Linked DNA regions of Homo sapiens: all the other regions are linked to region 1. A link is an interaction called in ENCODE POLR2A ChIA-PET data of the cell type or tissue named here. Cell type or tissue: OCI-LY7. All regions are shown on one strand.

Region 1 (8,000 bases):
TGAGATGGTGCCATTGCACTCCAGCCTGGGCGACAAGAGCGAAACTGCATCTCAAAAACAAAGATGCCTAGCTTTCACCTTGTTGATGTTTTTCTAAATTTTGGAATAATAAATTTATATAGGAATACTGCAAGAATAGTCCATTTTTTTCTGATGTCCCAACATCAGCAAATATATTACCAAATATATCCATCACAAGTAGGAATACATGGAAACATTAATGCCAGCCACTAACCATTCATGTTTACCCAGTAGTCCCAATAATAGCTTTGTCACACAAAAACATGATTATGTTGGCTGGGCACAGTGGCTCCTGTAATCTTAGCATTTTGGGAGCCCAAGGCAGGAGGATGACTTGAGGCCAGGAGTTCAAGACCAGGCTGGGTAATGTAGCAAGACCCTGACTTTTTTTTTTTTTTTTTTTGAGATGGAGTTTCGCTCTTGTTGCCCAGGCTGGAGTACAATGGCACGATCTCGGCTCACTGCAATCTCCACCTCCCAAGTTTAAGTGATTCTCCTGCCTCAGCCTCCCAAGTAGCTGGAATTACAGGCATGCAGCACCATTCCCAGCTAAATTTTTTGTATTTTTAGTAGAGACAAGGTTTCTCCATGTTGGTCAGGCTGATCTCGAACTCCCGACCTCAGGTGATCTGCCCGCCTCAGCCTCCCAAAGTGCTGGGATTACAGGCGTGAGCCACCACGCCCGGCCAAGACCCTGACTTTTTAAAAAATGTTAAACATAGGCCGGGTGCAGTGGCTCACGCCTGTAATCCCAGCACTTTGGGAGGCCGAGGTGGGCGGATCATTTGAGGTCAGGAGTTCGAGACCAGCCTGGCCAACTTAATGAAACCCCATCTCTGCTAACAATACAGACCAGGCATGGTGGCTCACACCTGTAATCCCAGCACTTTGAGAGACCGAGGCAGGTGGATCACCTGAGGTCGGGAGTTCGAGACCAGCCTGACCAACATGGAGAAACCCCGTCTCTACTAAAAATACAAAATAGCCAGGTGTGATGGCGCATGCCTGTAACCCCATCTACTTGGAAGGCTGAGGCAGGAGAATCACTTGAATCTGGGAGGCAGAGGTTGCAGTGAGCCGAGATGGCGCCATTGCACTCCAGCCTGGGCAACAAGAGTGAAACTCCGTCTCAAAAAAAAAAAAAAAAAAAAATTAGCTGGGCATGGTGGTGGGCGCCTGTAATCCCAGCTATCTGGGAGGCTGAGTCTAGAGAATCATTTGAACCTGGGAGGCGGAGGTTGCAGTGAGCCGAGATCGCACCATTGCACTCCAGCCTGGGCAACAGTGAGACTCCGTCTCAAAATAAAAAAACAAAAAAAATGTAAAAAATAAATAATTGTATTGAATTTATTAGTTGTGTCTCAGTCTCCTTCAGTCTACAGTTTAGGCTTGCTTTTGCACCTTTGCATTTTAAGGTAAGAGGCTATTGTGTAAACTCGAATTGGGTTTGTTGGTGTTTCTTCATGATTTGGTTCAGGCTCTGCATTTTGGGCAGGAATATTCAGAGGTGATGCTGTGTTCCTCCCATAGGATCGTATCAGGCGACACATGATTATGAATTTCCCCATTATTGGTGATGTCACTTAGTTGTGTTGTCTGCCAGGTTCTGCCACTGTAAAGTTAATAAGTATTTTGTAGGGAAGTGCTTTGAGACTAAATATCCTGTTCCTCATCAAACTTCTACCCCCTAGTTTCAGTATCTATTGCTGTTTTTTGTCTGAATAACTATGATAGTTGCCAAATAGTGGTTTCTGATCCTTCCATTCCTTCTACACTGATTGGTTGGTATTTTGTACAGAAAAGCTTTCTCATATCTGATTTACTTGTCTCAATATGGACCCATGGGTATTTGAGTTTCTTGTGGGGTTATTTGTTGTTGTTTTTGAGACAGGCTCACCCAGGCTGGAGTGCAGCAGCACGATCACTGCTTACTGCTTACTGCAGCCTCGACCTCCCATGCTCAAGTGATTCTCCCACCCCAGCCTCCCAAGTAGATGGGACTACAGGCATGTGCCACCAAGCCTAATTTTTGTATTTTTTGTAGAGACAGGGTTTCACCATGTGTCCCAGGCTGGTCTTGAGCTCCTGAGCTCAAGCAATCCTCCCACCTCGGCCTCCCAAAGTGCTGGGATGAGCCACCGTGACTGGCCCCACTTAATGGGTTTTCAGAGGTGGGAGCAAAGAATGAAGGGAGGAAGAGAGCTCCCATCTTTTCCATTACCGTATTTACTTAAAACTGGAAAAAACTGAATCACTGGGATGGTATTTCATTTATCTTTTGAAATGAAGAATAGATACATTAATTTAAATGATTCTCTAAAGACTGTCCTTCAGCATCCCTAAAGCATTGCAAAACTATAGGCACAGTTTTTATTTTATCTTTCTGGCACCTGGTTTGGGCTTTGGCTTAGATTAAAAAGACGAGCCTTCTCCTGCCCCTGCTCCCTTTTATTCCCTGCCATCTGCTAAGCTCGACTTTTTATCTCTCAGGCCAAATTTGACTCTGTAAGGGACTTTGCATAACGTTTCATCCTCAGAATCGCTAATGATGGGCAGAGGACTGTTACATGTGTTGGGAGGGATTAAAGTATATGACCTCAGTGCCACTTAAAAAATAAATACTGTCTCAACTATCAGTCTGGCTCTGAATGGTATCTCTTAATATGCTTAATGCAAGAATGGTGGGTCGGGCGTGGTGGCTCACGCTTGTAATCCCAGCACTTTGGGAGGCTGTGGCAGGCGGATCACCTGAGGTCAGGAGTTTGAGACCAGCCTGGCCAACATGGCAGAACCCATCTCTACTAAAAATAAAAAAAATTTAGCCAGGCATGGTGGTGGGAGCCTGTAATCCCAGCTACTGGGGAGGCTGAGGTAGAAGAATTGCTTGAACCCGGGAGGCGGAGGTTGCAGTGAGCAGAGATTGCCCTCCAGCCTGGGTGACAGAGCAAGACTCCATCTCAAAAAAAAAAAAAAAAAAAAAAGAAAGGTGCTATGTGGGGCTGGAAGGTGGCTCCAGGTGTGAAGCTGCTCAGGAAGTTGTGTGGTTTCAATGTGAATCTAACAGAGAAGTGTTTCTGAAACTGATTTACCTTCCTAAGTAGTGTTAATTAGGGTGAGGAGATAAATTCAATGTTGTTTGAAAAATGAGAGACAGTTTGAGACAGATGCACTGGAGCTATTGGAGTGAAACCATGTTCCTGAAGGCAGCGATCACCCTGAAAGTGGGTTTTGCACTGTGAAAGGGATTCATCTCCCGGTCTTGCAGGATTCATGTAGAGCCTGGCCTCTGTTAATGCTATCAAACCTATGTACAATGGGTCGGCCACTTCTTTTCATATAAGTTCATATTCTCTTGGGTTCTGGTTGGAAAATTAGGCCTTGGAAACTTAGTGAGAAAGGGAAAATCTAACGTGCTAAGCCATCCTACTTGGATGTAATTGATTCCTATCTTTGCTTAAATACATACTTTAGTAGGAGTAAGGAGTTCTGTCTGTGGCTTAAAAGATGAGCTCAGGACAAGCAGTTTCTTTCAGTCTGTTCACAAAGGCCTGTTCTTTGGTTTGTGGCTGCAGCTGCTATTTTCAGAGCCTGGCTGCGTTGATGCATTGCAGATTTGTGCGTGCTTCCTAATTTGGTCTACAGGTTGTGATTTGGGAACCCTGGTTAAGAGGTAGAAGAAGTGCTCATGGTGAATTTCCCAGGTGAAAACACTGAAACATTGCATCATGACTGCTTCATTTTATTTAAATAAGTGTCTTGGCTCAAGGTTGGACATTGTCTCTGTAGCCAGTGAAACACACTCCATGACCAGGTTTCAGGACAAATCACCACAGTCCGATTTAATACCCCACTGGGGACCCTGAGACACCGTAGCCTTGACTCCAGCCTCAAGCTTGGCATCTTTACCCACAGATGAGCCTCACACTGCCTTCATTCATTCATTCTCTACTTCCATTCTCTGAATTTGGATTTTGCCATTAAAATTTAATGTTATAGCCAGGTGTGATGGCTCACACCTGTAATCCCAGCACTTTGGGAGGCCAAGATGGGAGGATCGCTTGAGTCCAGGAGTTCAACACCAGCCTGGGTAACATAGCAGCATCCTGTTCATACAAAAAAATAAAAAATTAGCCAGGCGTGGTGGTGCCTGTGTGTAGTCCTAGCTACTCAGGTGGCTGAGGTGAGAGGATCGCTTGAGCCCAGAAGTTCAAGGCTTCAGTGAGCTGTGATCACACCACTGCTGGGTGACACAGCAAGACTCTGTCTCAAAAAAGAAAAGAAAAGAGAGAGAGATAGAAAGGAAAGAAGGAAGGAGAGAGGGAGAGAGAACGAAGGAAAGGTAAGAAAGAAAAAGAAAAGTAGCCGAGTGTGGTGACCCATGCCTGTAATCCCAGCTACTGGGGGAGCCGAGGCAGGAGAATCGCTTGAACCCAGGAGGCTGAGGTTTCAGTGAGCCAAGATCACGCCACTGCACTTCAGCCTGGGTGACAGAATGAGACTCCTTCAAAAAAAAAAGAGAGAGAAAGGGAAGAAGGAAAGAAAAAAAAAAAGAAGGAAAGGAGGGAGGGAGGAACATTTATCAGCAGTGGCACACTTGAGAAACCCTCCAAGGGTGAGCAGAATGGCGAGGGCCCTGAAGAGCCCTGCTACTGACAAGCCCCTGTCACCCTCTTCAGCCTTGCTTCTGATTACCCCTCAATTTTTGTGGGCGATTAAGGCCGACATTCAATCGAGCTCATTAAATTATGAGTTTCTGACACGGTGCGGTGGCTCATGCCTGTAATCCCTTTGGAGGCCAAGACAGGTGGATACCTTGAGGTCAGGAATTCGAGACCAGCCTGGCCAACATGGTGAAACCCTGTCTCTACTGAAAATTAGCCAGGTGTGATGGTGAGTGCCTGTAATCCCAGCTACTTGGGAAGCTGGGGCAAGAGAATCACTTGAACCCGGGAGGCGGAGGTTACAATGAGCTGAGATCCTGCCATTGCACTCCAGCCTGAGTGACAAGAGCAAAACTCTGCCTCAAAAAATAATAAAAAAGGCCAGGCACGGTGGGTCACACCTGTAATCCCAGTACTTTGGGGGTCCAAAGCAGGCAGATCACCTGAGGTCAGGAGTTCAAGACCAGCCTGGACACCATGGTGAAACCCCATCTCTACTGAAAATACAAAAATTAGCTGGGCATAGTGACGCGCATCTGTAATCCCAGCTACTCGGGAGACTGAGGCAGGAGAACAGCTTCAACCTGGAAGGTGGAGGTTACAGTGAGCCGAGATCAAGCCATTGTGTTCCAGTCTGAGTGACAAGAGTGAGACTCCATCTCAAATAAATAAATAAATAAATAAATTGTGAATTTCTTGGGGGACCGTTGTATTCTAAACACAGCAGACTACCAAAGCCCCTGGCCCATGGTCAGTGCCCAGTAAGTGGGGACTGAATGCCTGAATAGCTTCTTCCTACCCTGCCCACTGCCCCCTACCACTGCACAGACACCCCGGATACACAGTTTGTATTTAACTTAAAAACAAAATCATACAAGGTTGCAACTATCAACAGCTCAAGGTGGCTTAAACAAAAAACAACAGTAGAAGGGCACAGGGCGCCTCCTGGACCCCACGCTGGGAGGTGTGTGGTTGCCCGGTTGCCCTCACTCCTGCAGCCTCTTTAAGGACCACTTCTCTGCTCCTTAGTGCACTTGTGGGAGGCAGCTGTAACCAAGCTCCTGAGGTTTGATGTCTCTGTAAAATGGGTGTGCAGCATGTGCGTGTGTGTGTGTCTAGGCAGCCAGTTCCCACAATGGCAGGCAGAATCCCCAAAAAGGCATCCGTAAGAGCATGATTTCCTAGACTTCAGCTGGTTTATTTCATCTTCCCAAATATTGATATCCGAGTAGACCATTATGGAATCCTTTTACATTATATTTTTGGCCAGGCGCAGTGGCTCACACCTGTAATCCCAGCACTTTGGAGGCCAAAGCAGGCATATCACCTGAGGCCAGACCAGCCTGGCCAACACAGTGAAACCCCATCTCTACTAAAAAAAAAAAATATACAAAAATCAGCTGGGGGTGGTGGTGCTTGCCTGTAGTCCCAGCTACTCAGGAGGCTGAGGCAGGAGAATCACTTGAACCCAGGAGGCGGAGGTTGCAGTGAGATTGTGCCACTGCACTCCAGCCTGAGTGACAGAGTGGGACTCTATCTCAAAAAACAGAATTTTTTTAAAAAAATTTATATTTTTACTTAAATGTGTTTATTTATTTGTTTTTATTATTATTTTTTGAGATGGAGTCTTGCTCTTGTCACCCAGGCTGGAGTGCAGTAGCATGATCTCGGCTCACTGCAACCTCCGCCTCCCAGTTCAAGTGATTCTCCTGCCTCAGCCTCTAGAGTAGCTGGGACTACAGGTGCGTGCCACCACGCCCGGCTAATTTTTTGTATTTTTAGTAGAGACAGGGTTTCACCATGTTGGCCAGGATGGTCTCAATCTCTTGATCTTGTGATCTGCCCACCTCAGCCTCCCGAAGTGCTGGGATTACAAGCGTGAGCCACTGTGCCCGGCCTTAAATTTATTTTTAAGGGATTTTTTAAAAATCACTGCTATAAAGGTAAAGTAAGTATTAGTTGCCATGAACTAAAAGTATTTTTGGGCCATGTGCAGTGGCTAACCCCTGTAATCTTAACGCTTTGGGGGGCCGAGGTGTGAGGATCACTTGAACCCAGGGTGGCTTAAACCATTTGAGGAGTTTGAGGCAAGCCTGGGCAAGATAGTGAGGCCCCATCTCTATTTAAAAATAAATAAATAAATAAAAATAAAAATGTATTTTAAAGATCAATACAATGAAAACAAAACAATACCTTAAGTTCCAGTTGGATGCCTTTGGGGCCAAAGACTTGGAGCACTAGGTCTGGAAACAGGAGTGAACACATCAGTCACACCTTTCCTGGAGCTGTCAAATTTGGACGAGGAGATTCCAACAATAAACCCATAAATCCTCTAACACGTGGGCATGTGCCAGGAAGAACCAAGCAAGCTAGGGAAAATAGAGAGGTGGCAGGGATCAGGAAAAAGGCACACTCTGAGGTTGGGAGTGGGGACAAGGAAGGCCTCCTGGAGAAGGTCACATCTCTCATGGAACATCTTCTCTGTGGAAGGAACAGCCAGTGCAAAGGCCTGAGGCTCATGGTGGATTCTCCACCCACCCAGTGTGGGGAACGCTGCATCATGAATCTTAAGCTTGGTACCATTGCTCACTCTCGTAATGAATGTATCTGCCTCAAGCACATTTTTTTTTTTTCAGACAGAGTCTCGCTCTGTCACCCAGGCTGGAGTGCAGTGGTGCAATCTCAGCTCACTGCAGCCTCAACCTCCTGGGTTCAAGCAATTCTCGTGCCTCAGCCTCCCTAGTAGCTGGGATTACAGGCATGCGCTACCACACTTGGCTAATTTTTTTGTATTTTTTGTAGAGACAGGGTTTGGCCATGCTGGCCATGCTGGTCTCAAACCCCTGGCCTCAAGTGATCCTCCTGCCTTGGCCTCCCAAAGTGCTTGGATTACAGGCCTGAGCCACCACACTCAGCCCTAGTACTACCCAAGTGCATTAGGTGCGGAGAAATGAGTGAGAATGATTGCCGGCTTCCAATCAACCCTCGTGTGCAGGGTCTGGATTCTTCTCAGTTCATTTAGGAACTGTTAAAGCTGTGAGGTCAGCCCCGCTCACAAGGGTCTGGATTATACAGCAAGATTATTTTGCTCTTCTTTTTCCCCACGCCACTAATCGTGCTCCTAAAGCAAGATTATTGATCTGTAATCTGAAACGTAACTGACAAGCTGAGGGGATCTCCCCAGGAAGGGAAGCTACTTGAGAAACTGAATTTAGATCAGAAGTTGATTGTTCAGAATACAACTGAGCCCAGAGATTGGATGGCACCAAGGGAGGTTTCTGTCAAGCCGTCCCGTTCCGAGATGCCCCATCGCACCAA
Region 2 (8,000 bases), 330 kb after region 1:
CATGGGGGCTGAGTGGGGCTGGGGTGCATAAGGCACTGTGGGGTCAGGAGGGGCTATGGTCATTGGAGAGGCTTCCAATCTTTTTCCTTCCTAATAGGCTAAGGTGGTTCCCAACAATGACAAGGATCGCACCTATGCTGTCTCCTATGTGCCCAAGGTCGCTGGGTTACACAAGGTATCTCCCTCTAGGCCCCCCTGCCTGCGCTGCTCTTCACATCCTTGGTTCCGGCTGCATGGACCCCTCTCTCAGCCTGTACCTCGCGCCTGCCCAGAGCCCCAGCTGCCCGCCTCTCACCCTCCTTGGCCTGGCTGTGCCCCTCTGCCCCCTCTCAGGACTGCTCTCCCCTAGAAGCTAACCTTTGACCTCTGACCCCTAGGTGACCGTGCTCTTTGCTGGCCAGAACATTGAACGCAGTCCCTTTGAGGTGAACGTGGGCATGGCCCTGGGAGATGCCAACAAGGTGTCAGCCCGTGGCCCTGGCCTGGAACCTGTGGGCAATGTGGCCAACAAACCCACCTACTTTGACATCTACACTGCGGGTAGGACGGGCCCCAGGGGGTGCAGGTGGAAAGCCCCTGACCATGTGGGGCTGTGTGGGGGTGGGGGGAGGCTGGGACAGGGATGCCAGCCAGAGGGTGGGCAGCCTCAGGGTGAGGGCACCGGGGCAGCTGTGTGTGTCCAGAGTGGTGCTGACAGCCTCTGTTTTCGGCAGGGGCCGGCACTGGCGATGTTGCTGTGGTGATCGTGGACCCACAGGGCCGGCGGGACACAGTGGAGGTGGCCCTGGAGGACAAGGGTGACAGCACGTTCCGCTGCACATACAGACCTGCCATGGAGGGGCCACATACCGTGCATGTGGCCTTTGCGGGTGCCCCCATCACCCGCAGTCCCTTCCCTGTCCATGTGTCGGAAGGTAAGGGCCCTTCACTGCTCCCCACGGTAGCCCTTACCAAAGCCAGAGGCTTGCAAGGGGCAGGAGGAAGAGCTGGGGCGGGGGTCTGCAGAGACCCCCTCCCTGAGTCCTCCATCCCACCCCCAAGGTGGCTGGAGTTCCTAAGAGCACAGCTGGGAGGCCACAGTGAAGGGTCCCAGAACATGTGCCACCCTGGGAGGGCTGAGCGGAAGTGACGGGGCTGTATGGGTGGGGGCATATCTAGGGAGTACTGCCTGCATGCCAAGCCCTCAGGTGGTGACTGCCCCACTTGTTCTCTCCCTGCACTCAGTGCCCATCGTCCACCAGGCCGAGAGTGATGCCACATTAATGCTCTCCAGTGGAGGCGGGGCCAGGCATGGCCGCAGCTGACTGGCCTCACCTGTGCTGTGTGGCATGGCCCGGGCCGTGTGGAATCGCCCCCCCTTCCTTGGCATTCTGTGGCAGGCCCCAGGTTCCATGCCGTTGTCTGTGTTCTGTGGCAGGTCTAGTGTCTTTGCCACTTGCCTGGTGATTTCTATGATGAAATCTGGGCTCTGAGCCATTGCCTGTGTTCCGTGGTACCCCTTGGGCAGTGCCATCGCCTATGGTCATGGTAGTCCTGGAATATGTGTCGTGTCCTGTTTCGTAGCACCTGTGGGTCCCATGCCATTTTTCTGGATTCTGTGGCAGGCTGAGATTCCCATTCCTTTGCCTGTGTTCCATAGCAAGGCCTGGGCTCATTGCCACTGGCCACGGTCTGTGGTAGGCTGATGTCCACACGTTGCCTGTGTTGTATGGCAGGCTTCGAGTTCTATGAAGTAGCCCTTGTTCTGTGGCATTGCTGGATGTTTTGTGGCATGACTTAGATCCTAAGGTTGCTTTGGTGCCCTGAGAGGCCCAGAGGGCTCTAGATGGATGGCCTTGGGCTGGGTAAAGGGGCCTTCCCTGTCTCTCTGAGCCCACTCTCAGCCCAGGCTCTGCCATGCATTTCCCCAGTGGCACTGGCTCGGAAACTTTCTTGTAACCTGCCTGATCTGGGGCCTGTAGCCAGCTCCAGCCCGGCAGCCCCGGTTGTGCTGGGGACACAAAGGGCTCCAGAGCAGGGCCGTGGGCCACTGCCTGTGCCTGGGAGGGGTTAGAAGGACTGTGCACAGGGAGGTGGGGGCTAGTGGTCCAAGGCCCCTCAGCACCCCCAACCTCCTTTCTCTTCCTCCCCTAGCCTGTAACCCCAACGCCTGCCGCGCCTCTGGGCGAGGCCTGCAGCCCAAGGGTGTTCGCGTGAAAGAGGTGGCTGACTTCAAGGTGTTTACCAAGGGTGCCGGCAGCGGGGAGCTCAAGGTCACGGTCAAGGGGCCAAGTGAGTGCCAGAGCCCAGGGTCGTGAGGGTGGGGCTGGGGGATCATAAGGGAAGTATGGCCAGTGGTTCTGACTCCCAGAGGGCAGTGACAGCCAGCACCACAGCTCCACAGTGACCAGAGGCACCCCAGAATCTCAGGCTCATTGTCTCCTCTCTGCCTCAGTTTCTTGGTCTACAAGCCAGGAATGATTCTCTCCACCCTAAGTGCTATACGGGGTGTTATGCACAGGGATGACAAGTGTTCCCTGCCCTGAGTTGCAGCACTGCTCACTACAGCACTGCCCTCGGGCTGGGTCGGGGTCCCAATGGCTCCTTGAGGGGATTGAGGAGCTGGGACTTCAAGGATATTGATCTGCCTTCTTCCCCACCCTGCCCCCATCTCCTCAGAGGGCACAGAGGAGCCAGTGAAGGTGCGGGAGGCTGGGGATGGTGTGTTCGAGTGCGAGTACTACCCGGTGGTGCCTGGGAAGTATGTGGTGACCATCACGTGGGGCGGCTACGCCATCCCTCGCAGGTGAGTACCTTGCGCCCCCCATGCTGTCCTGTCTAGGCCATCACAGGGAGGGACGAGGGGCACTGGGCTGCGAGGGAGTTTGAGGGGAGATGGAGTTTGGGCTGCGAGGGACTTTGGGGGGCACTTCCTGGCATGGACACCAGCTCCCTCTCTGCCCAGCCCCTTTGAGGTACAGGTGAGCCCAGAGGCAGGAGTGCAAAAGGTCCGGGCCTGGGGTCCTGGTTTGGAGACTGGCCAGGTGGGCAAGTCAGCCGATTTTGTGGTGGAAGCCATTGGCACCGAGGTGGGGACACTGGGTAAGTGGCTGGGGGGCAGGAGGAGGGAGTGCTGCGGGGGAGGGCAGCAGGGGACACTGTGGGTAATGGGTGCAGTGCGCATGCTGGGGAGCGCTGGGGTGAGCAGGGAGATAGGACATGAGGGCAGCTAGAGGGGAGCTGGGGGACGGAAGGGTCTTGCCTGATGCTGGATCCCCGACCCTCCCCCACCTTGCCCCAGGCTTCTCCATCGAGGGGCCCTCACAAGCCAAGATCGAATGTGACGACAAGGGGGATGGCTCCTGCGATGTGCGGTACTGGCCCACGGAGCCTGGGGAGTACGCTGTGCACGTCATCTGTGACGATGAGGACATCCGAGACTCACCCTTCATTGCCCACATCCTGCCCGCCCCACCTGACTGCTTCCCAGATAAGGTGTGGTCCCAGCTCACACACACCTGCCCCGGGGGTGGGGCAAGCTGGTTCTCCTCCCCTCCCCAACTCAGCCTTCTTCCCTCCGCACAGGTGAAGGCCTTTGGGCCTGGCCTGGAGCCTACCGGCTGCATCGTGGACAAGCCCGCTGAGTTCACCATTGATGCTCGTGCAGCTGGCAAGGGAGACCTGAAGCTCTATGCCCAGGTAGGTCATTGTCCAGTCTCTGCTGCCCTTACTACCCATGGCAGGGACCCTGGAAGGCAGGGCCAGGCCAGAGGCAGAGGCCTCCCAGCAGGAAATGACAGCATCACAGAAGATCAGGCAGGACTGATACTCATGGGCCCATCAGTACCATGGAAAATTTTAAATTTTGTGTTTTCTTAACGATGATAACCTAAAAACGTATTTTACCAAAGAGTCATTTTTGTGCTAATTTGTAATTGAAAGATTGTTTCATTGAATAAGACACTGGTTTCCCAAGTCAGTTTCTCAGACTGGTGTCCATTGACCCCTAGAGGTTAATGAACATATTCTTGAGGATCTAAGAGGGTGATTCTTCTTTGAAAGGCTCATGATTCAGTTTTAGGAACATAAATTTAGCCCACACTCTTCCTGTCCAACACATTTCAGAGTTGAGGAAACCTAGGCTGGGAGAGCAAGCCATACAGATGGCCTTGAGTCAGGCTCCCAGGGTGGGCTCTGGCCGCCAGAGCACGTGGCCCTGGGCTCTGGTGGCCTCAGTGGCTGGTGTGGGGGCGGGAGTGCCAGTGTTGGGGGTGGGAAAGGAGGCGCTGGGTTCACCTGCGGCCAGCAGAGGGCGCTCTGCAGAGGCCACAGCTATGAACTTTGCTTGGGTGATGCCCACAGGACGCCGACGGCTGTCCCATCGACATCAAGGTGATCCCCAACGGCGACGGCACCTTCCGCTGCTCCTACGTGCCCACCAAGCCCATTAAGCACACCATCATCATCTCCTGGGGAGGCGTAAACGTGCCCAAGAGCCCCTTCCGGGTGCGTCCTCCCGGCCTGCCCCGTGCCCACCACCAGGGGTCCCTGAGGGAGGGCGGAACCCTCGCTGGAGTCCCTGTTGTCCCTGGGCTCAGGCTGGGACTGAGGCTTGGGCTGGTGCCACTGAGGCTGGGCCGGGTGCGCTGGGCAGGAGGATGAGCCTTGAGGGAGGGCACCACGCTGAGCTGCGACCCCTCCCGCAGGTGAACGTGGGCGAGGGCAGCCACCCCGAGCGGGTAAAGGTGTACGGCCCCGGAGTGGAGAAGACAGGCCTCAAGGCCAATGAGCCCACCTACTTCACGGTGGACTGCAGCGAGGCGGGGCAAGGTGCGCCCAGCCGGAAGGGGTGGGTCTGGGAGGGGGCGGGGGTGAGTCGAGTCGGGGGCTGAGCCCAACTCACAGCAGTGCCCGCTTCTCTGCAGGCGACGTGAGCATCGGCATCAAGTGCGCCCCAGGCGTGGTGGGCCCTGCAGAGGCTGACATTGACTTCGACATCATCAAGAATGACAACGACACCTTCACCGTCAAGTACACGCCACCAGGGGCGGGCCGCTACACCATCATGGTGCTGTTTGCCAACCAGGTACCTAAGCTCCTGGGTACTCACAGCGACATGCACCTGCCAGCTCCAGAAGGCAGCTGGAGATGCTGTCACTGGGAACAGGGAGGGATGATTCCGCAGACATGGTGGAGCCCTACCTGTGTGAGGCAGGGTGCCTCAGAGGAAGCAAAGGGGGCCCTTTTGGAGGCTGCCCCTGTCCATGCTGGGTCCCCTGGGTGTGTCCTGAGCCAGCATCTAGCTGAGAGCAGGGGTGTGTTCCCCTCGAGAGCCCTGACTGAGCCTCCTCCACATCCAGGAGATCCCCGCCAGCCCCTTCCACATCAAGGTGGACCCATCCCACGATGCCAGCAAAGTCAAGGCCGAGGGCCCTGGGCTGAATCGCACAGGTGAGTGTCTGGGCAGGGGCTGGGACTGGCTCGAGGTTGGGGTTAGGTGGCTGCCAGGCCCTCACCACATCTCTGGGTGGGTCCTCAGGTGTGGAAGTCGGGAAGCCCACCCACTTCACGGTGCTGACCAAGGGAGCCGGCAAGGCCAAGCTGGATGTGCAGTTTGCAGGGACAGCCAAGGGCGAGGTTGTGCGGGACTTTGAGATCATAGACAACCATGACTACTCCTACACTGTCAAGTACACCGCTGTCCAGCAGGTGCGCTCTGCCCCTCCCATGCTACCGCCCGGCCGGCCCGCCAGAGCCCTGGGTCTCCCTCCTCCAGTCCCATGGGACCAGTTCTGGATCCTCCACGCCTTTCCTGCCTCCTGCCCTCACTCTCATGGTGGATCTGAGCTTCAGAGCCCATATTCACCACCAGGATGTTGTAGGACCTTGCCTTATATCCAGTTCTGACCTACCATTGTACCCAACAGGGCAACATGGCAGTGACAGTGACTTATGGCGGGGACCCTGTCCCCAAGAGCCCCTTTGTGGTGAATGTGGCACCCCCGCTGGACCTCAGCAAAATCAAAGTTCAGGGCCTTAATAGCAGTAAGTGGGGCAAGAGCCACCCTGGGAGTGAGGGGTATTCGGGTAGGGTGGACCGGAGTCTCCTCATGGTGTCACTTGCCCTCCACGCAGAGGTGGCTGTGGGACAGGAACAAGCATTCTCTGTGAACACACGAGGGGCTGGCGGTCAGGGCCAACTGGATGTGCGGATGACTTCGCCCTCTCGCCGGCCCATCCCCTGCAAGCTGGAGCCAGGCGGTGGAGCGGAAGCCCAGGCTGTGCGCTACATGCCCCCGGAGGAGGGGCCCTACAAGGTGGATATCACCTACGATGGTCACCCGGTGCCTGGCAGCCCGTTTGCTGTGGAGGGTGTCCTGCCCCCTGATCCCTCCAAGGTGAGGAGATAGGAGCTGGTTGGGGCTGGGAGTTGGGGACTTGTTGGGAAGATAGATGAGTCATAGGGGGCAGAGGCCAGAGGGACTTATGTGCCTGGAGTGGGCACAGCCAAGGGTGTGGGGCTGAGGCCAGCCCCACCCCACCACCTGCCTTGGAGACAACTTAGCTATTAAGAGCCTGGCCTTGGAGTCACACCTGGGCTTGAATCCCAGGTCCACTAACTGGGGCAAATTGCTTCATCTCGCTGCCTCAATGTCATCACCTGGGATTGTTATAAGCACTCAGTCCACAGTAGCAGCCACAGTTGGAGGTGATGAGTTGGGTGGGGGCCATGAAGGCTGGGATGAGGAGGCCAGGTGCAGGGAACCCACAACCTGCCTCTTCCCCTAGGTCTGTGCTTATGGCCCGGGTCTCAAGGGTGGACTGGTAGGCACCCCCGCGCCATTCTCCATCGACACCAAGGGGGCTGGCACAGGTGGCCTGGGGCTGACCGTAGAGGGCCCCTGCGAGGCCAAGATCGAGTGCCAGGACAATGGTGATGGCTCATGTGCTGTCAGCTACCTGCCCACGGAGCCTGGCGAGTACACCATCAACATCCTGTTTGCTGAGGCCCACATCCCTGGCTCGCCCTTCAAAGCCACCATTCGGCCTGTGTTTGACCCGAGCAAGGTGCGGGCCAGTGGACCGGGCCTGGAGCGCGGCAAGGTCGGTGAGGCAGCCACCTTCACTGTGGACTGCTCAGAGGCAGGCGAGGCGGAGCTGACCATTGAGATCCTGTCGGATGCCGGGGTCAAGGCCGAGGTGCTGATCCACAACAACGCGGATGGCACCTACCACATCACCTACAGCCCTGCCTTCCCTGGCACCTACACCATTACCATCAAGTATGGCGGGCATCCCGTGCCCAAATTCCCCACCCGTGTCCATGTGCAGCCTGCGGTCGATACCAGTGGCGTCAAGGTCTCAGGGCCTGGTGTTGAGCCACACGGTGAGTGGACAGGAGGAGCCAAGAAAGGTCAAGTGGCAGGTGCAGGAGCTGGGTAGTCCGTGGGAGGGAGGGAAGAAGAGCTGAGAGCTGGAAGAGCAACCTGGGGTGAAGGGAGGGCTCTCGGAGCAGCCCCAGAGTCCTTACTGGCCCAGAAACCCCAGAGAAGGAGTGGAGGGGAAGACCGGGGGTGGAGATTGGCCTCTGCTCTTGTGGCAAAACTGCACCTGCCTCTGGGCGTTTTTCTGGAGAGATCTCTTCTTTCATGTGCTTAAGGGGTACCCTGATCCAAAAAGCTAAAACTCTGCTCTGGACGGGGGCACGGGGAAAGCTTTGGGGTAGAGGATGACAAGAGTCAGAAGACAGTAAGTGGGAATGGGCCATCTGCCAGGGGCCAGACCCTGGCTAGGCATGGGCCACGGCAGAGGGATGCAAGACCCAGGCCCACAGCCTGGTGGGTGACTCAAGTGAACAGAGAATGTCACTACATGGAGAAGGGAGTGAAGGCAGAGGCTGGAGCTCACAGAGGTGCAGGGGAGGGTGTGGGGCCCAGGCTCCGATTAGAGGAGCAGCCTGGGAGTTGGGGAGTGGGAGAGGAGGGGGAGAGGAGGGTGAGAGGAGGGGAAGAGGAGGGGAA
Region 3 (8,000 bases), 50 kb after region 1:
TGAGAAGACACAGCGGTCCTAAATGTATATGCATCCAGTAACAGAGTGGAAGCAAAAACTGACAGTTGAAAGGAGAAATAGACAAATCCACAATTACATTTGGAAATTGCAACATTCTTCCTCAATAACTGATAGAACAAGCAGGCAAAAAATCAGTAAGGTTATAGAAGATTTGGACAGTACTCTCAATGGACTATACTTAATTGACATTTACAGAACACTCTGCCCACATTCTTTTCAAGTGCACATGGAACATTTACCAAAATAGACCATATGCTGGGCTACAAAACACATTTCAACAAATTTAAAAGGATTGAAACGTAGTGTCTACTCTGACTACAATGGAATTAAATTAGAAATGAAAAAGATACCTGGAAAGTCTCCAAATATTTGAAAGTGAAATAACATACTTCAAAATAACCTTTGGGTCAAAGAACTCACAAAGGAAATTAGAAAATATTCATAACTAAATGAAAATGAAAACACAATATATCAAAATTTGTGAGATACTAGAAAATATTTGTGGGCCGGGCGCGGTGGCTCATGCCTGTAATCCCAGCACTTTGGGAGGCCGAGGTGGGCGGATCACGAGGTCAGGAGATCGAGACCATCCTGGCTAACATGGTGAAACCCCATCTCTACTAAATATACAAAAAATTAGCCGGGCGTGGTGGCAGGTGCCTGTAGTCCCAGCTACTCGGGAGGCTGAGGCAGGAGAATGGTGTGAACCTGGGAGGCGGAACTTGCAGTGAGCCAAGATCGCGCCACTGCACTCCAGCCTGGGTGACAAAGCAAGACTCCGTCTCAAAAGAAAAAAAAGAAAATATTTGTAATTAAATGAAAATGAAAACACAGTATATCAAAATTTGTGGGATACAGCTAATACAGTGCTTTAGAAGGAAACTTCAGCTTTAAAAGAAAGGTCTAAAATCAGTGACCTAACATTCTGCCTTAATAGAAAGAGAAATCTAAATAGAAGAGAAATAATAAAGAGCTAAAGTAAATGAGATAGAAAACAAGGCCGGGTGAGGTGGCTCACTCCTGTAATCCCAGCACTCTGGTTGGCCAAGGTGGGCGGATTGCTTGAGTCTAGGAGTTTGAGACCAGCCTGGGCAATATAGCAAAATACAAAAATACTAAAATACAAAAATACTGGAAGAAAAAACAAATGAAAAAAAAAAAGAAAGAAAGAATGAGAATCTGAATAACCCCATATTTATTACAGAAATTGGATTAAAAATCTTCCCACAAAGCCAGGCACGGTGACTCATGGCTCTAGTCCTAGCACTTTGGGAAGCTAAGGCAGGAGGATCACTTGAGCCCAGGAGTTTGAGACCAGCCTGGGCAATATAGCGAGACTCATCTCTACAAAAAATATAAATGAATAAAAATTAGTCAGGTGTGGTGGTGCACGCCTGTGGTCCCAGCTACTTGAGAGACTGAGTTGGGAGGACTGCCTGAACCCAGGAGGTTGAGGCTGGAATGCAGTGGCACAATCACTGTCACAAACAAACAATCAAACAAAGTCTTCCTAAAAAGAAGAATCCAGACCTACATGGCTTTGTTGGTAAATTCTATCAAACATTTAAGGAAAAAATACCAATTTTTTTTTTTTTAACAAATTTCACAAGACATTTATGAGGCCAGCATTACCTTGATACCAAACCAGACCAAGACATTAGGAAAAAAGAAAACTGTAGCTCAGTATCCCTCAATATATATACAGAAATAATTAACAAAATATTAGAAAATTGAATCTAGCAGTGAATAAAAACATAACTAATTGGATTATCCCAGTTGCAAAGTTGATTTAGCATTAGAATTCATTGTAATTCACCATATTAATAGAATAAAGGAGAAAAGCTAAGTGGCTTTGTAATAGTTACCCAAAAAGCATTTGACAAACTTTTAACACTATTTGTGATAAAAGCTCTCAGCTAACTAGGAATAGAAGGGAACTTCTTTAATCTGATAAAAGGCATTTATGAAAAATATATAAGTAACATCATACTTATGGTAAAAGAATGAATGCTTTCTATATAATACTCCAAACAAGTCAATGATAATTGTTTTCGCAACCTCTATTAAACGTTCCAAAGGTCCTAGCCAATGAAATAAGACAAGTAAAAGGAATAATCTTACAGATTACAAAGTAAAAGTAAAACTATTTATTCTTTAGATGTCATGATTGTACACATAGAAAGCCCTAAGTAAGCTATAAAAAAGCTACTAGAATTTAAGTTTAGCTAGAATATAAATCAATTTGGAAGATCTAGTTGTATTTCTCATACTAGCAATGAACAATTGGCAGTTGAAGTAAAAGCAAAAAAAAAAAAAGCAAATCATTTATAATAGCATCAAATAATGTGCAATGTTAAAACATTCCCCAAGAACAGAAGAAATTATTTTATATTCTTGTTTCATGGATGAAGGCATTCAGGTGCAGAGGATTAAAGAACATTAATTTGTTCATAAGCATGTCTTTATAAACATCTATGTAGTAGATACTGTGCTAGGGATATAGTAGTAAATAAAAACATTGACCCGTGCCCTCATAAAATTTATAATCTAATGGAAATTGAAAGGAGAAATAAATGTAGGGCCTCAGTTTCCGGCTTTGGCTTAACTTTTTTTTTTTTTTTTGAGACGGAGTCTTGCTCTCTCGCCCAGGCTGGAGTGCTGTGGCGCGATCTTGGCTCACGGCAAGCTCCGCCTCCCAGGTTCACGCCATTCTCCTGCCTCAGCCTCCCCAGCAGCTGGGACTACAGGCACATGCCGCCACGCCTGGCTAATTTTTCTATTTTTAGTAGAGACGGGGTTTCACTGTGTTAGCCAGGATAGTCTTGATCTCCTGACCCTGTGATCCGCCCGCCTTGGCCTCCCAAAGTGCTGGAATTACAGGTGTGAGCCACCGCACCGGGCCTGGCTTAACATTTTTTATTTAGATGAGTGGTTCAAAGCTTTTACTTTTTAGTGATAACTTTTTTTTTTTTTTTTTTGAGACAGAGTCTCACTCTGTCACTTAGGCTGGAGTGCTGTTGCACAATCTCAGCCCACTGCAACCTCTGCCTCCCGGGTTCAGGTGATTCTCATGCCTCAGCCACCCTAGTTGCTGGGATTATGGACGTGTGCCACCATGCCTGGCTAATTTTTGTGTTTTTAGGAGAGATGGGGTTTTGCCATGTTGGCCAGGCTGCTCTTAAACTCCTGGTCTCATGTGATCCTCCTGCCCCAGTCTCCCAAAGTGCTGGGATTACAGGCATGAGCCACAGCACCTGGCCTAGTTATATCTTTTTTTTTTTTTTTTTTTTTGAGACAGAGTTTCCCTCTTGTTGCCCAGGCTGGAGTGTAATGGCGTGATCTCAGCTCACTGCAGCCTCCCCCTCCCAGGTTCAAGCGATTCTCCTGCCTCAGCCTCCGGAGTAGCTGGGATTACAGGCATGTGCCACCACCCCAGCTGATTTTTTTTTTTTTTTTTTGTATTTTTAGTAGAGATGGGGTTTCTCCATGTTGGTCAGGCTGGTCCGGAACTCCCGACCTCAGGTGATCCACCCGCCTCAGCCTCCCAAAGTGCTGGGATTATAGGCGTGAGCCACCACGCTCGGCCAGTTATATCTTAAATATTGTGACTTGTTGAATAATTTGGCCCCCATGAGTGGCAAGTTATTTTGTTGTAATACATGCTTGGTAGTTCATAGGGTGGTTGAAACTGGTTGGTTGGTTAAAATTTCATGTTAAGGATGGTCCATGCAGGACTCCCATATAGGGGAAAAGAAGTAACTAATAATCTTCATTGAGCACCAACTATATTTCAGGCACTGTATTACCCTCATCCCCAACATATAGTACTGTTTTATTTAATCCTTGAAACATCCATAAAGTAGGTGGTTTTTACTCTTGAAATCCACAGATTTCAAGAAGAGCTAATAGAACTTCAGTGATTTGCCCAGTTTCATACAGTGGTTCAGAGATTTAGTCCCACACCTATTTGACTTTAAACTGTCAGGACCAACTGTTCTCTGTTGATCATACCCTTGGACCATCCCATGTGTTCCTAGTCAGGAGGAAATGCAAGTAAATGAGATTAATTTTTTAGGCAGGGCATGGTGGCTCATGCCTATAATCTCTGCACTTTGGGAGGCCAAGGTGGGTGGATCTGTAGAGCCCAGGAGTTTGAGACCAGCCAGGGCAACATAGTAGGACCCCACCTCTACCAAAAAATTAAATTTAAAAAAGCCGGGCATGGCAGCATGAACTTGTAGTCTCAGCTACTTGGGAGGTGGGAGGATTGCTTGAGCCTGGGAGGTTGAGGCTGCCAGTGAGCTGTGATGGCACCACTGCACTGAGCCTGGGCGACAGAGCGAGACCTTATCTTTAAAAAATGTATGTATATAGTGCTAATTTTGAGTCTATTTTATTATTTATTATTTTGAGACTGAGTCTCACTCTGTCACCCAGGCTGGAGTATAGTGGCGTGATCTTGGCTTACTGCAACCTCCGCCTCGCAGTTTCAAGTGATTCTTCTTCCTTAGCCACCTGAATAGCTGGGACTACAGGCGTGCGCCACCATGCCTGGCTAATTTTGGAAGTCTTAGTAGAGACAGGGTGTTGTTGTGCTGCCCAGGTCTCGAGCTCCTGACCTCAAGTGATCCACTTGACTCAGCCTCCCAGAGTGTTGGAATTACAGGTGTGAGCCACTCTGCCTGGCCGTGATTTTATTTTAAAAGTATGTCACTCACAAGAAAAAACACTGTCAGGATTTCTTGTGATGCACCTCACAGCTGATATGTCAAAATGCCAGTTTTATTTCTCATTTTAAAATTTTGTTTTAGAGGCAGGATCTTGCTCTCTTGCCCAGACTAAAGTGCAGTGGTGCAGTCATAGCTCACTGCTAGCTCATTGCTGCCTCAAACTCCTGGACTTAAGTGATCCTCACAACTCAGCCTTGCAAGAAGTGAAGACTACAGTCATGCACTACCATACCCAGCTTTTTTTTTTTTTTTTTTTTTTTTTTTTTTTTTTTTTTAGTGGAGACCGGGTCTCACCGCATTGCTCAAGCTGTCTTGAAGTCCTGGCCTCAAGTGGTCCTCCCGCCTTAGACTCCCGAAGTGTTGGGATTACAGGCATGAGCCACCACATGCAGCTCAAGACACCAGTTGTTTTTTTCTTCTTTTTTTCTATTTTTTGTTTTTATTTTTGAGACACCATTTAAAAAATGCTTTTAATACACTTTGTTTTCAAATTTTTTTGAGACATATTCTTGCTGTGTCACCCAGAATGTTGGGTGGAATGTTGACTCCTGCATCTTATTATTATACCAATTCCAGGCTGGAGTGCAGTGGTGCGATCAGGGCTCACTGCAACCTCTATCTCTTGGGCTCAATTGATCTTCCTACCTCAGCCTCCTTAGTAGCTGGGACTACGGGTGCATGCCATCATGCCTGGCTAATTATTTATTTATTTTTGTAGAGATGGGGTTTTGCCATGTTGCTCAGGCTGGTCTCAAACTCCTGGGCTCAAGTGATCCTCCTGCCTCGGCCTCCCGAAGTGCTGGGATTACAGGTGTGAGCCTCCGCACCCAGTCAATACACTTTAATCCAAGTCAGTGTCTATTTAAATTGTAAGTTAGTTTAACTCTGAACCATGAGCCTGTACCTTGGAAATATGTAATTTAGAGTCATAAGTAACAGTTATCTAGCTGAGAGTCATATGTGGGTTATACCAAATGTACTGCCATCATGTGATTATAGGTTAGTAGTGTAATTTTTGGAATTGGTAGGTCACAGATGAGATTGCTATGGCTTGGTGGAAAGCTCTCCGAACTGTCTTCTCCAGGCAGATAGGTAGAACCTGGAACCAGTGCTAGGACGTGTGTGTATGTAGGAGGTAGTCATTGGTGATATGAACTTAAAGTTGCTATCTTAACTTCTGGGCCTTGAAGGAAGGCCATATTAGTGATGTCTGCTTAGTTCTTTATAGTAAACTTGTTAACGCTTGTGCCACAGTCAAGAACCAGAACTGGAATGTTGACTCCTGCATCATCTTACACCAGTTCCAGTAGGAATTTTGTTATACAGTTTCTACTGGAGATGGCAGTGGGATTTTTTTTCTTTTTTTTCCTCATATGTGAAGTAATAGTCTCTTCACAACAGAAGAAGCCACAAAACTAAACTTATTGGTCACTGAATTTTCTTCAAGGTTACGTACCTCTTTGGTATTTTAAATCTAGATTATGTTGATTTTTATATTTTTGTTCTCATTTTTCTATTTCTTTGTTTTCTTTACTGTGAATGTGCTCCAGGATTTTGTACAGAGCTTCTAGTTTCTGTCTGTAATTTAAATATTGAATTTGTTCTCGATAAAAGAGAACTTTTTAGCATAAAGAGAAAGCTAAAAACATAGATTATAGGCCCCATAATGAAATATATAGTAGTTGCATATGGCTATTGCTTCTATGTGTATTGGAATTGTACTGTTTTCTCTTAGGATTTGTTTTTTCTTTAATGATTAATTTCCAGTTATATAAAGAATGTTTGCATACTTTTATAATAATGAGAACTGTAATAGCTCATTTTCCGCTCAGCAGATGATTTTGGAGATCTACCAGGTAGATGTTGATACATACAGACCTAGTTTGGGTCATTGTTCTTTAAATAATCATCCTGTAAACACATTTATTTACAGTGTTTTGTCACTTATTGAAAGTGGGTTTTTTTTTTTGGCGGGGCGCAGTGAGTCACATCTGTAATCCCAGCACTTAGGGAGGCTGAGGCAGGAGAATCACTTGAACCCAGGAGGTGGAGGTTGCGGTGAGCCGAGATTGTGCCATTGTACTGCAGCCTGGGCAAAAGAGCAAAACTCTGTCTCAAAAGAAAAAAAAAAGGTAAACTTTTTTTCACTTGACCTAGAACTCTTCTGTTTATACACATCAAGTAAGAACTTAACAGATTTCACATCTGTTTCACTTCTAGGAATGTTGTAAGGTCTCTGGGAGTCAAACTATTTTGATTGCTATTTTGACTCTGGTATGGTGTGAAAAGGTAGTACTACTAGTGACTAAAATAAAAAGCATAGAGACCTTTAGTTTTTTTAAATGGCGTTATCTTCTTTACTGGAGTTTGACTTTGTTGGCAGCTATGCTTCTTTATACCTAGGCAGGCTTAACTTTTGTCTTCTGTTCTCAGTCCCTTTTAAGCAGCCAATTTGGTCTAAGGAGGAAATGAAAACTTCAGAAACTCAGTAAATGTTGACATTTAAACATTTACAGGAGTGAAAGATTAACCTATGGTCTCTACAAATTTTTCTTAGTTTATATGAGCCTCCTTCGTGGTGCTAAAGGGCTGGTAGTCAACATTTGCATCTTAACCTCAGTGTTCATGGATTTATAATTTATCCACAGAATTTTCTCTAGGCTTGTAACTAAAGTATTTTTTAAGATCCCCCTAGAAAAAAAAGTACATTTTAAGTATATTAGAAACATGTTTTATTTTTGCAAACTGTACTCTTTTAAAAACAAGAAACTTGACTCTTGTTCATCTTCTAAACTGTCCATTTGATTTTTTTACTTAGAAAATTATTATCAGCAGGAGACGGGAGGTAGTTTAAATGTTGTCATAGACAATAGAACTTTTATGGAGAGATCTTATCAAAATTAGTTTTGATTTAACAAATCAGACTAGTTAAATTTCTTTAAATTTGTGAAATTAAGAAATTTAAACTAGTAAATTAAAAAAATTTCCTGGTTTTTTTTTTTTTTGAGTCTGTGGGTGGCTCTTTTAAAGGATAATTTTCCCTCCCAAGTGATATGGATATTAGTAAGCATTCTCCCAGATAGCTATTATATAGCAAATGACAAGTAACAGACTATTTTACTAAGAAAATAAGATAAAATGCCACATAGTTAAACTTAAATAATGTGGACAAAGAAGCATTTAATGTACAAGAGTATGAATTTACCATTCAATTTATGGTTTTAGGAAAACTAGAAAAGAGGAGGAAAA

What was found. ChIA-PET counts read pairs that join two places held together with the same protein. Peaks named below come from ENCODE experiments on the same cell type or tissue, not always from the same donor. Only the 100,000 strongest peaks of a DNase experiment are listed, where the experiment ranks them.
Region 2: POLR2A ChIA-PET joins it to region 1 with 5 read pairs; 1 of 35 experiments calls an interaction of 5 or more read pairs at or near these places.
Region 3: POLR2A ChIA-PET joins it to region 1 with 6 read pairs; 3 of 35 experiments call an interaction of 5 or more read pairs at or near these places.

What each region holds. Positions count from the first base shown.
Region 1 is chr7:128,503,946-128,511,945 of GRCh38, forward strand. METTL2B (methyltransferase 2B, tRNA N3-cytidine) reads left to right here. Exons shown (of 9, transcript NM_018396.3): 9 at 1-2,657. Among named protein-coding and RNA genes, the nearest start is that of METTL2B, 31 kb to the left of the region's middle. RefSeq lists an enhancer at 2,831-2,920. In OCI-LY7, no CTCF peak of the experiment used is centred here; DNase peaks (open chromatin) are centred at 3,056, 3,646 and 4,156; H3K4me3 peaks cover 1,932 bases; H3K27ac peaks cover 4,230 bases.
Region 2 is chr7:128,837,890-128,845,889 of GRCh38, forward strand. It overlaps FLNC (filamin C), which reads left to right. Exons shown (of 48, transcript NM_001458.5): 6 at 98-175; 7 at 378-540; 8 at 714-914; 9 at 2,134-2,271; 10 at 2,659-2,785; 11 at 2,945-3,081; 12 at 3,281-3,474; 13 at 3,565-3,678; 14 at 4,342-4,485; 15 at 4,686-4,809; 16 at 4,905-5,065; 17 at 5,340-5,430; 18 at 5,519-5,688; 19 at 5,907-6,024; 2 more. Among named protein-coding and RNA genes, the nearest start is that of FLNC, 11 kb to the left of the region's middle. RefSeq lists a silencer at 4,324-4,373 and an enhancer at 4,550-5,054. In OCI-LY7, CTCF peaks have their summits at 4,290 (motif pointing right) and 4,489 (motif pointing right); a DNase peak (open chromatin) is centred at 4,262.
Region 3 is chr7:128,554,339-128,562,338 of GRCh38, forward strand. No RefSeq gene overlaps it. Among named protein-coding and RNA genes, the nearest start is that of METTL2B, 82 kb to the left of the region's middle. In OCI-LY7, no CTCF peak of the experiment used is centred here; no DNase peak of the experiment used is centred here.